Linked DNA regions of Homo sapiens: region 2 is linked to region 1. The links are chromatin loops, found by intact Hi-C in ENCODE. Cell type or tissue: PC-9. All regions are shown on one strand.

The links. Hi-C counts contacts between places; a loop is a spot of excess contacts. Peaks named below come from ENCODE experiments on the same cell type or tissue, not always from the same donor. Only the 100,000 strongest peaks of a DNase experiment are listed, where the experiment ranks them.
Region 2: it touches region 1 in a loop (5-fold over the local background); 4 of 110 quality-filtered maps call a loop at or near these places.

What each region holds. Positions count from the first base shown.
Region 1 is chr14:74,360,365-74,364,364 of GRCh38, forward strand. No RefSeq gene overlaps it. Among named protein-coding and RNA genes, the nearest start is that of VRTN, 14 kb to the left of the region's middle. In PC-9, CTCF peaks have their summits at 2,133 (motif pointing right) and 2,347; a DNase peak (open chromatin) is centred at 2,197.
Region 2 is chr14:74,903,867-74,907,866 of GRCh38, forward strand. RPS6KL1 (ribosomal protein S6 kinase like 1) reads right to left here. Exons shown (of 12, transcript NM_031464.5): 11 at 3,569-3,664; 12 at 85-3,258. The coding sequence ends at 3,148. Among named protein-coding and RNA genes, the nearest start is that of RPS6KL1, 17 kb to the right of the region's middle. In PC-9, CTCF peaks have their summits at 1,982 (motif pointing left), 2,188 and 3,366; a DNase peak (open chromatin) is centred at 1,970.

The DNA.
Region 1 (4,000 bases):
CTGTGCCAGACATTCTATTTAGTCCTTGCAATGTGCTCGGGCAGGTAGGCCCAGTCCTGTGACTGGGACACTCTAAGGACACAGCCTTAGAGTGGCTAATTTGCATGCTCCCTCTGTCTGGTGGGACAAGGGTGAGGGCAGCCTGCTGTAATGAGCAGCAGCAGGGATGTAATGGGAGCTTTAAGCCCAGGCCTTTGCCTGTTTGGTGAGGGAGGAATCATTAGGGAAGAAGTTCCCGTAGGCCCTTCTTCTGTCTGGGTTTCCTGCAGTGGCTGGCATCCTTGTGCTCCTGGGGAGTCATTCTTGCCTCTGCTTTTTATTCACCCCACATCCAATCCATCAGCAAGTCCTATTGACGCTGACTCCAAATGATACCCAGAACCCTCTCTCCACTCTACTGCCATTGTCTCTCCTGGCCCACATCACAGCTTCCTACCCCATCTCCCTGCTTCCCTGCTTCCACTCTTGCCCCTATACCCCTATACAACCCATTATTTTTATGATTTTTTGAGACAGAGTCTCGCTCTGTTGCCCAGGCTGGGGTGCAGTGATGTGATCTTGGCTCACTGCAACCTCCACCTCCCAGGTTCAAGCAATTCTTTGCCTCAGCCTCCCAAGTAGCTGGGATTACAGGCACCTGCCATGATGCCTGGCTAATTTTTGTATTTTTGGTAGAGATGGGGTTTCACCACCTTGGCCAGGCTGGTCTTGAACTCCTGATCTCGTGATTCACCCACCTCGGCGTCCCAAAGTGCTGCAACCCATTATTTTTATTTATTTATTTTTTGAGTCAGAGTCTCTCTCTCTCACCTAGGGTGGAATGCAGTGGCACAATCTCAGCTCACTGCATCCTCCACCTCCTGAGTTCAAGCAATTCTCATGCCTCAGCCACCCATGTAGGTGGTATTATAGGCACGTGCCACCATGCCTGGCTAACTTTAGCCTTTTTAGTAGAGACGGGGTTTCACTATGTTGGCCAGACTGGTCTCGAACTCCTGACTTCAAGAGATCTGCCTGCCTCGGCCTCTCAAAGTGCTGGGATTATAGACGTGAGCCACCATGCCTGGCCCCTATACAACCCATTCTCCATAGAGCAGTGAGAGAGTTTATGAAATCGGATTTTCACTTTCCTGCCTAAAATGTGTCCGTGGCTTCCCTTTACTCCTAGAATTCCTTGTGCTGCTTTACAAAGCCCAGACAATCTGTCCCTGACTCTGCCTCTTGCTCCATGCTGGCCCTAACCCACCACGCTACAACCATACCAGCTGCCTCTGGTCTTGAACACTTGTTTCTGCTCTAAAGGCCCTTGCATTTGCTGCTATGGTCTAGAATGCTTTTCCCTGTCATATTTACATGGCAGACTTCTTACCATTCAGATCTCTGAGGGTCACCATCACACCACAGTTTTCATTCTCATGGTGTTTACTCCCATCTGATGTTTCTCTTGTTTATTTGTTTATTTGATTATTGCCTACCTCCCCAGCAGAATGTAAGCTCCATGAAAATCTGGGCTTTTCCCTGACTTGCTCACACCACTGTGTTCCCAGCAGGTAGATTCGTTCCTGGCATCATAGGTGCTAAAATGTGTTGAAAGAAGGAATGAGTGAAATGGGGTCTCTATCCCTTTCCTGCTGTTTTCCTTTGGGATTTGGTTTTATCAGACATAATCCCCCTTCCTCCATATTTCTTGTGGACCATTTTTCTGCATCCCCACAGCTACCCCCTAATCTATACCAGCATCTGTTCCTCATCTTTGATACTGGAACAGTTTTCAAACTGACTCTGCCTCCACTCAAACTATCCTAGTTCTTCCTGACAGGCCAGAATGATCCTACTGAAAGTCTGACTCACTGCTGGATTTCCCGTTGGCCCTCAGTACAAAATCCTAACTGTTTTGAGGCCCACCTGATTCTGGCCCCTACTTTCCTCTCCGGCTTATTTCTCCCCACCAACCCTCATTCAGACTGACCTTTCCCCCTGCATTCTTTTCTCCCTCCCACAAGTGGCATTGTTGAGGCTCTGTACTGAGCCCTGGAGTCTTCACTGAAGCCCCACCACCAATGTAACCATTTGACATTTGATGGAGGGGTTGGACTGGGAATGTTACCATCTGGCCTGCAATAGCCACATATAGCCAGCAGATGGCAATCGGGTGCAGCAACAGACAAAGTCTCTCTCTGGGTTCCCAATCCGCACGCGGCTCTGATTTCCCAACCCCCGGTGTATCCGCCTTACTGCTTTGGCCATCCAGGGTGGTAGCAACTTCCTGAGAACTACCCTTATCGGGGTTCTGGATTCTCCTATTTGCTCTTTTGCCTGAACTCTCAAACCAGAGCAAATCCTCTGATGCCTGGAGGAGTATCTCACAGCGGGGTCTAAAAACCACCTGGATCGCAGTCTCCGTGGGAACTTATTAGGAGCGTGAATTCCAGTGCCCCATTCACACCTGCTGACTCCAACCTGAGACATTGGAGAGGTAGTATATGCACACGGATGAGTTACATAACCTTGCTGTGCCTCACTTTTTCCATCTGTAAGATGGGATTACAGTAATGCCTATAGGATAGTATCCTGCACATAGTGTTAGATAAGCCCAGTTTCAGAACCTCTGGGAGTCTGATTCCTGTTTTCTAGGAGGAAGTCAATACCCATGGATACTGTCGTTCAAGGTTACCCTCTAGGTTAAAGACACTCCTGTCCCAGGACTGAAAGGTGTTTTTGCCAGAGGCTAGCCCTGAGCCCTGAACTCACAGGCAGAAATTTTAGCTTCTGTTGGAAGAAATTAAGATAAAAAATGGTATATCAATATTTATAGATTTGGAAAAGGTTTCATAAGTATGGATAAGTTATTCTTGTGTAGAAAAGCTGTTTCCTTTCTAATCTGCTTAGAAAGGCAGGGATACCAAGTGGTGACCGTATTTGCTAAGAATACTTCATGCTGATTTTTGAAATCAACATCTGTTGAACTTATTTGTATTTTTCTTCACCATTTTCTATCTCTGATGCAGTGTAGAAAGTCCAGTGAAATGAACAATGTGTGAATAAAGGAAGAAAAAAATGTGAGGTTAACTTTGCATCTTCTTCCAACATTCTGTGTATTTGTAATGTAACAAGTTCTTCTAACAATTTTTTTTTTTTTTTTTTTTTTGAGACGGAGTTTTGCTCTTGTTGCCCAGGCTGGAGTGCAGTGGCACAGTCTTGGCTCACTGCAACCTCCGCCTCCTGGGTTCAAGCAATTCTCCTGCCTCAGCCTCCTGAGTAGCTGGGATTACAGGTGTGCACCACCATGGCTGGCTAATTTTGTGTTTTTAGTAGAGACAGGTTTTCACCATGTTGGTCAGGCTGGTCTTGAACTCCTGACCTCAGATGATGTTAAGATTTAACAATCTTAAATATAAAAGCTTCACCTCCCCCCACAAAAAAATCCAGTGAAACATTGAATAATTTAAAAAAATTATCTCCACATTTATCCCCTGGAGGAAGAGGATTTTGGTGGAGATCAACATAAGCTGCTCCCCAAATGTTTCTCTGGAGTCCAGCACTCAGGCCCCAGGGCATTGCTGGTGGCTTCTGGGTCCTGAGCAGCCACCTCATATCCCAACTGCCACTCCTGGATGTCCCACCATTGCCTCATTCTCACTGCCTGCCAATCTGGGCTCATCCCCCCCATTACCCTGGGACACACTTCTCTGAGTATCTTTCACCCCAGTTTCTGCAGCATCAGGTTCTTAGTTAAACTGTCCAGAAAGCTAAGAGTTGTCCTAGAACGTTCTCTCTCCCATACCTCTATCCCAGCAGGACCCTAGAAAAATGGCGGGTTTCACAAGGTTGCACACTGCTGGGTAATCACAGGGAAGAGAATTCCATTGGTCCAGCCCATCCCTGTCCCATCCTTTCCCCTGAGCACAGCTTTCATGCCAGGTCACACCTGAGGCTACTGGACAAGTTTTGGCCAAGGGCTGTGTCGGCCCTGCTCACAAGGGATCTGGCAGATATAATA
Region 2 (4,000 bases), 540 kb after region 1:
ATGTGGAACTTAACACTCATAATTTGACAGAAGGTAGAACCCTGACTGCCAGCCGGGAAAGTGTTGCCAAAAAGAGTCAACCTCTGTAAAAATATTTGAAGAGATTTATTCTGAGCCAAGTGTGAGTGACTGATGGCCTGTGATACAACTCTTAGGAGATCCTGAGAACATGTGTCCAGGGTCGTCTGGCTACAACTTAGTTTTATACATTTAATACATTTTAGGGAGACATAAGATACCAGTCAGTACATGTAAGATGTACAGTGGTTTGGTCTGGAGAGGCAGGACAGCTCAAGACCTGGGGATGTTGTCATAGGCAGAATCAAAGATTTTCTGATTGGCAATTGGTTGAAAGAGTTATTATCTAAAGACCTGGAATCAATAGAAAGGAATGTCTGGGTTACAGTAAGGGGTTGTGGAGACCAAGGTTTTATGCAGATGAAGCCTCCAGCCAGCAGGCTTCAGAGAAAATAGATTGTAAATGCTTCTCATCAGACTTAAGGAGCCTGTTTTAACAGTAATTCCAAAAGGGAGGGGAGTATAATGAGGAATGGCTGGCTCCCTCTTCCCACCATGGCCCGAACTAGCGTTTCAGGTTAACTTTGGAATACCCTTGACTGAGACGAGGGGTCCATACAGATGGTTGGGGGGCTTAGGATGTTTTTTGTTTTGTTTCCATAAAGCATCATAGTCTCTTAGTGCCCCACCTTCCTTGAGCCTGTCAAGCCATACTCTAGAATAGAGAATTTGGGGTCACCATCTTTGTGAAGCCCTTTCAAAACACCAGTAGACTTGCATTTTTTGTGTGGGCTTACATTATTTCAGTGATGGATTTGGGAGGAGTGGGGGCATCTCATTTCATTTGGATTTGATAGCCTTGTGGACCAAGATGCTCAAGGTCAATACACATGAACAGGTGAGGGTTGATGACCTAGGAGCAGTGGTCAGTGAGCGTGAGTGTACAGGGTGGGTAGCTAACCTAGACTGCAGGTGGCAGGTGTGATGGAGTCCAGGCTTAAACACAGCCTTGTCTTTTCCAGAGTCCCTGTCTGCTGAGCTCTTGCAGTGAGGCCATCCCTCTGTGAAGGTCTGTCACAGGAGGGAAGTGGGTCCCAGAGAGTAGAACTAGAGCTCTAGTAGATAGAAAAACAAATTAGGTTGAATGAAAGGAAGAACAGGATTTGGTGTTAGAAGCTTTAATTTATCTATCTGGTAAACCTGCAAAATAGGCATTATTTACCCCATTTTATCGAAAGGAGGTCGACTGTAAGAGCTGGGACCCACAGTATTCTAAACTCAGGGCCCAACAAAGTGTCAGATGTGTAGCTTTGGGTGGATGAAGCACAGAAGTTCCAGAAGGGACTTGTGCTTCATGAAGCGGTGGTTGGAAGTGGTCCAGCCTGACTTAGGGAGAGTAGCAGAAGGAACACTAACTTGCAACTCTGGCTAGGTTGTGTCCTTAACCTTTTTGAGCTTCAGTTTTCTCAGGAGCTACCGTCTGTTGCAAGGGGTCACTGTGAGGATGAAACTGGTATTCCCCCAGGCACCATGAGCCTCTTCCAAGGCTTCTTCATCCTCTTCCCCACAGAACCTGGTCCTCCCCGACCCCACCCCTTCCCCTGAGGCCCACATGGCATGCTGCTCACCACCAGCCCTGCGTCCTACTTCCTGGCAGCCCCAAGCTCGCTCTTGACTTCACTCTGGAGCTTCTACAGGGGAGCCTTCCAACCTGCCCCAATGAGCCGTGGTCATTGCATGGAAGAAGCGAGAACACCGTAGGCCAGAGCAGGCTTTATTGGGGCCGTGTAAACCCCAGGGAGAGGCAGGACGTGGACCACAGAGAGTCATGTACAGGCTGCGCTTTCACTTGTCTTCTCTGTCTCAGTCTCCTGAAGAGCCCGAGGAAGTCAAGTCTCCCCACCATGAGTGAGGGGTCTGGTCTGACAGTTGGGCCTTCAGAGCCAGGCACGTGGACCGTGTCAGAAGCGCCACCTGGTGGTGACTGGGATGCTGGCAGGGAGGAGCTGAGGGCAAAACTCTAGTGGAAATTTCCCAGGTCGGTCCCACGCCCCGGTGACAGGGTGAACCCTGAGAGGAGCCCCCAAACTGGAGGCAATTGTCTTTGAGGTAACCACTCACCCCAGCTTTTCAGAGACCAGAGGCAAGACATTTCTGGCTAAGAGCCATGGATAGTTGTTCCATGCGTTTTGTGGTTTCTTATCCCAAAAGGGCATGAAGTCACAGTAGGCAGTGACATGGTAAACAGCCAGGGCCTGAGAGGGAGTCCTGATGGGCACACCTTGTCTAAACTGCTTTGGCCTGGAAGCTGAATTGCTGTCCTCTTGCACCCCTGGGGCAGGCTGCCCCTCTTCCCCCACACAGGCCCACTGGGGAGGAGGACTCTTGATTCTGGTTTCAGACTTGCTCTAAGGGGCAGACCCATGCATTCCTTCCTCCCCCCATTACTCTTATTTTCTTCCCCTCCCTTTTGCTCTCCCAAGTCTGAAATCACAAGATAGGGGGCATGGTCAGGAATCGGGGGTGGGGGGGTGGGGGTGGGGGTCATCCTGTCCCCTACCTCATCCCTCCCTGCACAACAGATGGCATCCCTGCTTCTGGGCCTCCCCAGCTGCACGAACAGCTTCTGGTGGAAGAGGCCTACTCGCTGTGTGACTAAGAGGACTAGCCAGGACAGTCTGGTTTGGGTCCACTGAGCCAGTGGATCAGTGTCCTGAGATGAGTCTCCAGAGATGTCCTGAGTGGGGCACAACATGGCAGTGAGTGAGTCACAGAACCTCACAGTAGGGTGCAGCAGGTGGTCAACAGCTCAGCGCCAGTGCCACAGAAGGCAACCTTTAACATGGTGAGTCCACATGCTCAACGGGTCTGTTGACTGATGGGTAGATGGTTCAAGCTGCTTAGCAGGGCAAGCCTTGACTGCCCCCACCTCCAGCTTTTCCAGGAGCTGGCCCTTCCTGGGTGGTGGCCATAATTCTGAGGCCCCAGTGGGAGCCCAGCAGGACAGACAGTGCCCTCCATTCCTCGCCCAAAGCCCGCTGATAGAGGGCCAGCCCTGGGTTGGGTGTCAGGCAAGGAGGAGAGGCGATCCAGACCAGGCCAGCTGCTTCCGTCACCCGCTCTGCCCTCTTACCCCACCAGCTTGCTCCATTGGATGGTACTGAAAAAGGGATGGGACTTGAGTTTGCTGACACCACCTTCTCCCATGCCCAGGCGCCGGGTAGGCTCGAACTGCAGCAGCTGCAGAGAGAGGCCCAGTCAGCTGGGCCACTCCAGCTGTGGAGGCATGGGGTGACCTCCAGGGACTCCAACCACTATGGCCTCTAGGGGGCCTGCTCCCTGGCAGCCTGGCCCACAGAACCCCCATTTTACCCTGGGAACATTGGTGGTGGTTGGCCACCAACATATAGAAATGTGTTGCCCCTACTGCCCTCTGCACCCACATCAGACACTGAGCACGAAGCACACGTGGTTCAGACACAGTTCTGTGCCCCTCCCAGCACCTTCCTCAGGCTAGGCAGCTGCTTCCTCTGGCCGGGCTACACCTCACCTCAGTCAGCAGAGAGGCCGCTGGGCGACTGAGCCACTCGGGCAGCTGGAGCTGGGTGTGGGCCTGGATTCCTGAAGGGTGGCTCTGGGACAGTGCCTGGGAGGACACAGGGAAGGGCCTCTGAGGAGGCAACCCCAGGACCGTCTACACTCCAGTGGCAGCCAGGATTTTTTTTCCCCATGTCACAGCCCATGAGGAGGATGACAATAATGATAGTTGCTACAGCCAGACACAGTGCCTGATGGCTAAGCAGTGCCTTTATGTTATCCACGAAAGGCAAGAAACAGGCCCAGAGAGGTAAAGGGACTTGTGCTGAGTTCAGGGTTTGAACCTAGGTCTCTTGGCTCCAAGCTTGCTAGAAGCAACTATCTTGGGTTGCAATCAGGGCAGGCACTCTTGGGAATAGTGATGGAACTTGTCTCCTTATTTTAA